2 separate regions of the Homo sapiens genome follow, and region 1 is linked to region 2. A link is an interaction called in ENCODE POLR2A ChIA-PET data of the cell type or tissue named here. Cell type or tissue: endothelial cell of umbilical vein. All regions are shown on one strand. Region 1 has its middle 18 kb from the start of HPCAL1. Region 2 has its middle 29 kb from the start of MIR4261.

The links. Peaks named below come from ENCODE experiments on the same cell type or tissue, not always from the same donor. Only the 100,000 strongest peaks of a DNase experiment are listed, where the experiment ranks them.
Region 1: POLR2A ChIA-PET joins it to region 2 with 16 read pairs; 2 of 35 experiments call an interaction of 5 or more read pairs at or near these places.

Annotation. Positions count from the first base shown.
Region 1 is chr2:10,284,148-10,286,647 of GRCh38, forward strand. No RefSeq gene overlaps it. Among named protein-coding and RNA genes, the nearest start is that of HPCAL1, 18 kb to the right of the region's middle. RefSeq lists enhancers at 1-520, 1,660-2,159. In endothelial cell of umbilical vein, no CTCF peak of the experiment used is centred here; a DNase peak (open chromatin) is centred at 1,534; H3K27ac peaks cover 1,579 bases.
Region 2 is chr2:10,162,773-10,165,272 of GRCh38, forward strand. It overlaps a transcript of RRM2 not described here. Among named protein-coding and RNA genes, the nearest start is that of MIR4261, 29 kb to the right of the region's middle. RefSeq lists enhancers at 157-762, 763-1,367. In endothelial cell of umbilical vein, no CTCF peak of the experiment used is centred here; a DNase peak (open chromatin) is centred at 1,119; H3K27ac peaks cover 2,140 bases.

The DNA of each region.
Region 1 (2,500 bases), 120 kb after region 2:
AACCAGGCTGCGCGTTGCTTTCCCATCTCACATCACTGAGAGGTTTGTCGTCTGGGCTCTAACAACAGGCCGGGATCCAGAGATGAACAGGGCCACGTGCCTGCTCTCAGCTCTGCTTGGTGGCATCTGAGTGAAGACAAGGGTGGTTTAGCAGAGGGACGTGCTGGCCGCAGGCTGCTTGGGGTCCCTGGTGACTCCCAGTGGCCTCGGTGTGTTGGGGCAGGGTGGGATTGTGCTTCTCTGGCCCAGCCCCATGACCTAGGCTTTAAGGCAAACAGTGGGGCTGCTTCAACACTGTGGGTGGGGGGAACTTGGAGCTATAAGATGCCATCCGAGCCTCCGTTCAGAAAGACCCTGGACTCCCACCCCTCTGGAACTGAGACCTGAGGAAGGGCACCCAATCCAGACCCTCCCTTTCCTGGTGCTCCAGCCCCTCTGCCATCCTGGTGCGGGGAGCTGAGGTCTGTGCATGGGTTTGCTTTGTCAGAGCCTGAGGCAGATGCCAGGGTGAGCACAAAGCCACACTGTGTTCCCTGGGAGGCGCTATGGACCCACACAGCCGGCTGAGCCCCATCTCGGCTCTGAGGGGCTCTGCGCCAGTGGATGCCTCCGTAGGGCCTGAGGTCAGAACTCCCTGCCCACCTGCTGCCTGCATACCTGGCAGACACCCCCTACTCCAGCAGCCTGGGACCCAGATTGTCCAGGACAACTCCAAGTATAAAAACCCCTCCCATGGTCAGACTCAGGCTGGGGGTCCTGATTTGGGGTTTGGAAAATAAAGCTATGGAACACATGCCAGCATGTGCCCCAAGACATCTGCAGGGAACAGGTTGCCTGTCACCTTCATCACTGTCCTGACCCAACTGCACAAACCTTCCTAAGCTTCCATCCTCCTGATCAAAGCACCTCCACACTGAAACTGCTTCATTCATGCCGGTGTTGAGGGGTGTGAATGAGTTCCCCAGAACACCAAGCGAATGAAGCCCATGGCATTAAACTCATCCTGTGAAGCTGGAAACACATTCAGAGGAGTAAGTGATTTGCCTGAGGTCACCCTGCAGAGCAGGGGTTTATAATGGAGGAGGGGTGCAAAGTGCTCCGAGAGCAAGGCCCCTCCTGCAGATATGGAGAAAGGCTTCCTATGGGAGGTTTGACCGGGGGAAGAGTCACTCTCCAGGGCTAGAACAGGAAGGGCTGCCTAGCAGGGTGACGGCAGGTGCAACTCTGCAGAGGCATGAGGCAGTGGTGCCTGCAGAAAAGGAACCAGGCACACAGGGGAGGAGTTGGCTTCGTTGAATTCTGGAATCAGCTTCAGGAGGAATGCTAAGTCCTAAGCCCTTCTTCTCAGAGATGAGGAAACCCAGCTTCAGAGAGTTCTGGAGCCTGGCGAAGGCTCTGCAGCTGGTGTACTGGGAGCCCAAGCCTGCAGGTCCAGACCACGGCCCAGCGATGGCCTCTCAGAAGCACAACCCCAGGCCCCGAGAAGTCACATGATCTGGCTGGCAGAAGTGGCAGCCCCTCTGGGCAGGAAGCCCGTCTCCAGTGCTGAGTCATGCTGTCTCTGGCCAGTGGCACGGGGTGGCCCAGCTGTGGTGACTGCTAGGACTTCTGCTCCCCAGGCCTTCCAGCCTCCCTGGGTCCGCCCAGCTGCATGCCAGCCAGCGCACTGCCCTCCCCAGGACGTGGGGTGTCGGGAGGCCACCAGCCTCCAACCCTCCCTGCCTCTCACACTGCATGTGCAGGCCGGTGGCCCGCCCACTCGAGGGCTGTGAGGGAGGAGTGTCCGAACTGGAAGTGCAGGGCTGCAGGCTGTGTGCAGGGAGCTGGTGCTGGCTGAGGAGGGGTACTGGGAGGGGGCACATTTGCATTTTGAAGGAAGAAATGTGTTTGAGAAGTGGAGACAGGCAGGAGGGGCCTTCCAGCAGGAGGGAGCGCTTGGGCTCGGGCAGGCAGCCTCTCCTGTGGGCAGCAGAGGGAAGCTGAGGAGGGCGGCCCAGGGGCAGCAGCGGGAGGGGAGGCCCAAGGCTTTTCCCACTCCCATGAAGTCAGGAGGTGGAGGTCCTGGAAGCAAACCCTGTAGAGGGGTCCCACTTCCTGCATTCTTCCCTAGCTATAAGGCTCTGGGAGGGCCTCCCTTCCAGGGAGCAGCCTGGTTAGGAAGAGGAGAGCCTGGGAGCTGAATAGAGAGGCAGAGGCAGGACCCTGGCCCGGGCAGGAAGGGCTGGGCAGCACCGGGCTCCACGGGTGGGGCCGGCCACCGTTAGGGTGTCACTGGCCTCTGCCCTTAGTGGGGCAGTCAAGCCCACGGCCACTTTCGGGCAGCACGGCCTCTGTTAGACCATGCTGAGATGGCAGGGGAGGGAAAGGATGGGCCTTCGTGGGTGGGGACTCCACCAAAGCATCGCTGGGAGGCCATGGTTCTAAACCAATTACTCCTGACTCCTGGGCACACAGCCCTGGCCCCTCTGAGCTGATGCCTCCTCTGGGACCTCATAGAGGG
Region 2 (2,500 bases):
CTCAGGCACTCCATCTTGACAATAAGGCCATTGCACTTGCTATTCACATTGGGCCACCTGTGCCAGCCATCCATGACAGGGGTTCTTTAGGTAGAGACAAATGGCCTGCAGGGGCGGGGACCCCCGGGGCATGGCCGTCCACTGCAGGTCCCAGGAGGAGCCCCAGCCTGGCTGGCTGCTTCCAAGAATAGAGTAGACAGAGTCTGCACGGGGCTGCCAGTGGGCCACTCCTGCACGCAGGGCCCCGGGCCCTGAGCTCATCAGTGAAGCAGGTAATTATGTGTGTGCTTTGTTCCTGCACAAAGGCACTCTCAGAGAACTTCCAAGAGGCTCTGCTTCCTTGCTGATTTGATTTTTTCAGAACTGGAGTGTGAAAGTCAAGCTGAACCTGCTTAATTGTGCCTGCGAAGGCTATTCAGAGAGACTGCTCTTGGAAAGAAATCAGGACAATTAGCTCTTGGCTGCAGGGAGAGGGGGAGCGAGCGCTTGATGGTGAATGTCAGCCTGTTCCTGGGAGAACCAAAGGGCAGAGCTGGGCAGAGTGGGGAAAAGACGGGCGGGGGGGTGGGGGGGCATCTGTAGCTGTCTCTGGGGCTGGGGCCAAGCCCACCACCTGCAGGGGGCACCAAGCTCCACATGTGGGTGTGGGGCAGCCAGGCTGGGAGCAGAGGCCAGGTCCGACAGCAAGCTCAGGGCCACTCCCCTCAGTCCAGTGAGGGTTGGTTGTGTGATCTTGGGCAAGTCACATGGCCCTCTCGGCCTCAGTTTCCCCGGGTCTGCAAAATGAGTGCTGTGCAGAATGAGCAGATGGAGCCCACTCATCCCGGGCAGTGGCGGGTGGGAACTATGGGGTCCACAGCAGATGGTGCCAGAAAGGCCTGAAGAGGGAAGTCTGCAGCCAGGCGCGAGCCTCGGTTCCCCGGCTGCCCAGTGGCCGCGCTCTGTCCCTGCCCTAGTGGCTGTTCTCTCCCCTCTCCTGGTTTTCTGCCTGGACAACAGGAAAAGGTTTCTAATTTTAATTTGAGCACCTCATTGGGCTTCCAAGTCAGAGTAGTGGAAGTGCAAACCTCAGCCTTGCCTCTTGGCTGTGTGACGTTGGGGATGCCCCTTAGCCTCTCTGAATCAGCTTCCCATGAAAAAGATGACAGGAATGCCCGTTGTTCTTCCTATGGCATCAGGAAATTAGAGTCCTGTGAGTTCATTTCCCTCGAGCTAAAGCATGCATGTGAATGTGTGCGTGTGTGTGTGTGTGTGCATGAGTGTGAGTGTGAATATGTGTGTGTGCATGAGTGAACGTGTGTGTGAGTGTGCATATGAGTGTGTGTGTGTGGCTGTGTTGGATAGAAGTGTTTTTAAATAGTGTATGTATTTTTCAACCTTTTTTGAATGGAGCCCAGGGTGTATTTCCCAAATTCTTTTTACATTATTTTAAAGAGAGGCAGCAGAGTGTTATGACAGAGAACCAGCTATGGAGCTGGCCTGAGTCTGCATCTGGGCTCCACCTCACCAGCTGTGTGTGAAACCACTTTGTTCCTGTTTTCTTATTTGTAAGTAGAGATCATATCATCTATCCACATCTCTGCCTAGGTGTGTGGACGGCTTAATACACTTGGAAGCCTCAGAACAAGGACTGGCAGTAAGTGCTCAATACATTTTATCATCATTGTTATTTTTGACGCTGAGGGTCACTGTAACGACCAATGAACCAGCCAGTGAAGTGGGATGAATCCATTCAGGAGCACACAGGGCTCGGGTGCACTCAGTGCTCACGGGCGAAGTGAGCAGGCTGGCATCTGTTTGGATTGGTCTCTGCTTGAACCCTGTTAGTTGTTAAACAGTTTGAATGCCATCCCAGGGTAGAAGAGACAGAAACTTAAGGGCTACTTACAGATGCAGGGACTAGGGGAGGGATGTGGGTGTGGCCAGAGAATCCAACCCTGGGGACCACCCATTTCCTATCTGGGCGGCCAGGGCCCTGCAGGAGGTGCCCCCGTCACTTACAAGCCAGGGCCCCCACTGCCCCTCCCTGGTCCTGCAGTCCATCTGGGATGTGAGGCTACTCAACCAAGCTCAGTTTTTGCAGCCAGGCGCACGGGGGAAGGCTGCCACTGGCTGCCATCACCGACTGCGAGGGGTTCCTCATTCTCAGCTGGCTTTACCCTTTGCTGCTCCTTGAATAAAGTGTTTTGAATTCTGCCGCACAGAGGGGACCCCGCTTTACTCTTTTGGTTTCCTTTTGCCCGAACACAGCTCACTACAGCCTCAACCTCTTGGGCTCAAGCCATCCTCCCACCTTAGCCTCCTGAGTAGCTGGGACCACAGGTGCACATCACCACACCTAGCTGATTTTTTATATTTTGTAGAGACGTGGTTTCACCATGTTGCCCAGGCTGTTCTCAAACTCCTGAGCTCAAGCAATCCGGCTGCCTCGACCTCCCAAAGTGTTGGGATTCCAGGCATGAGCCACTGTGCCCGGCCTCTTTTGGTTACCTTCATCGGA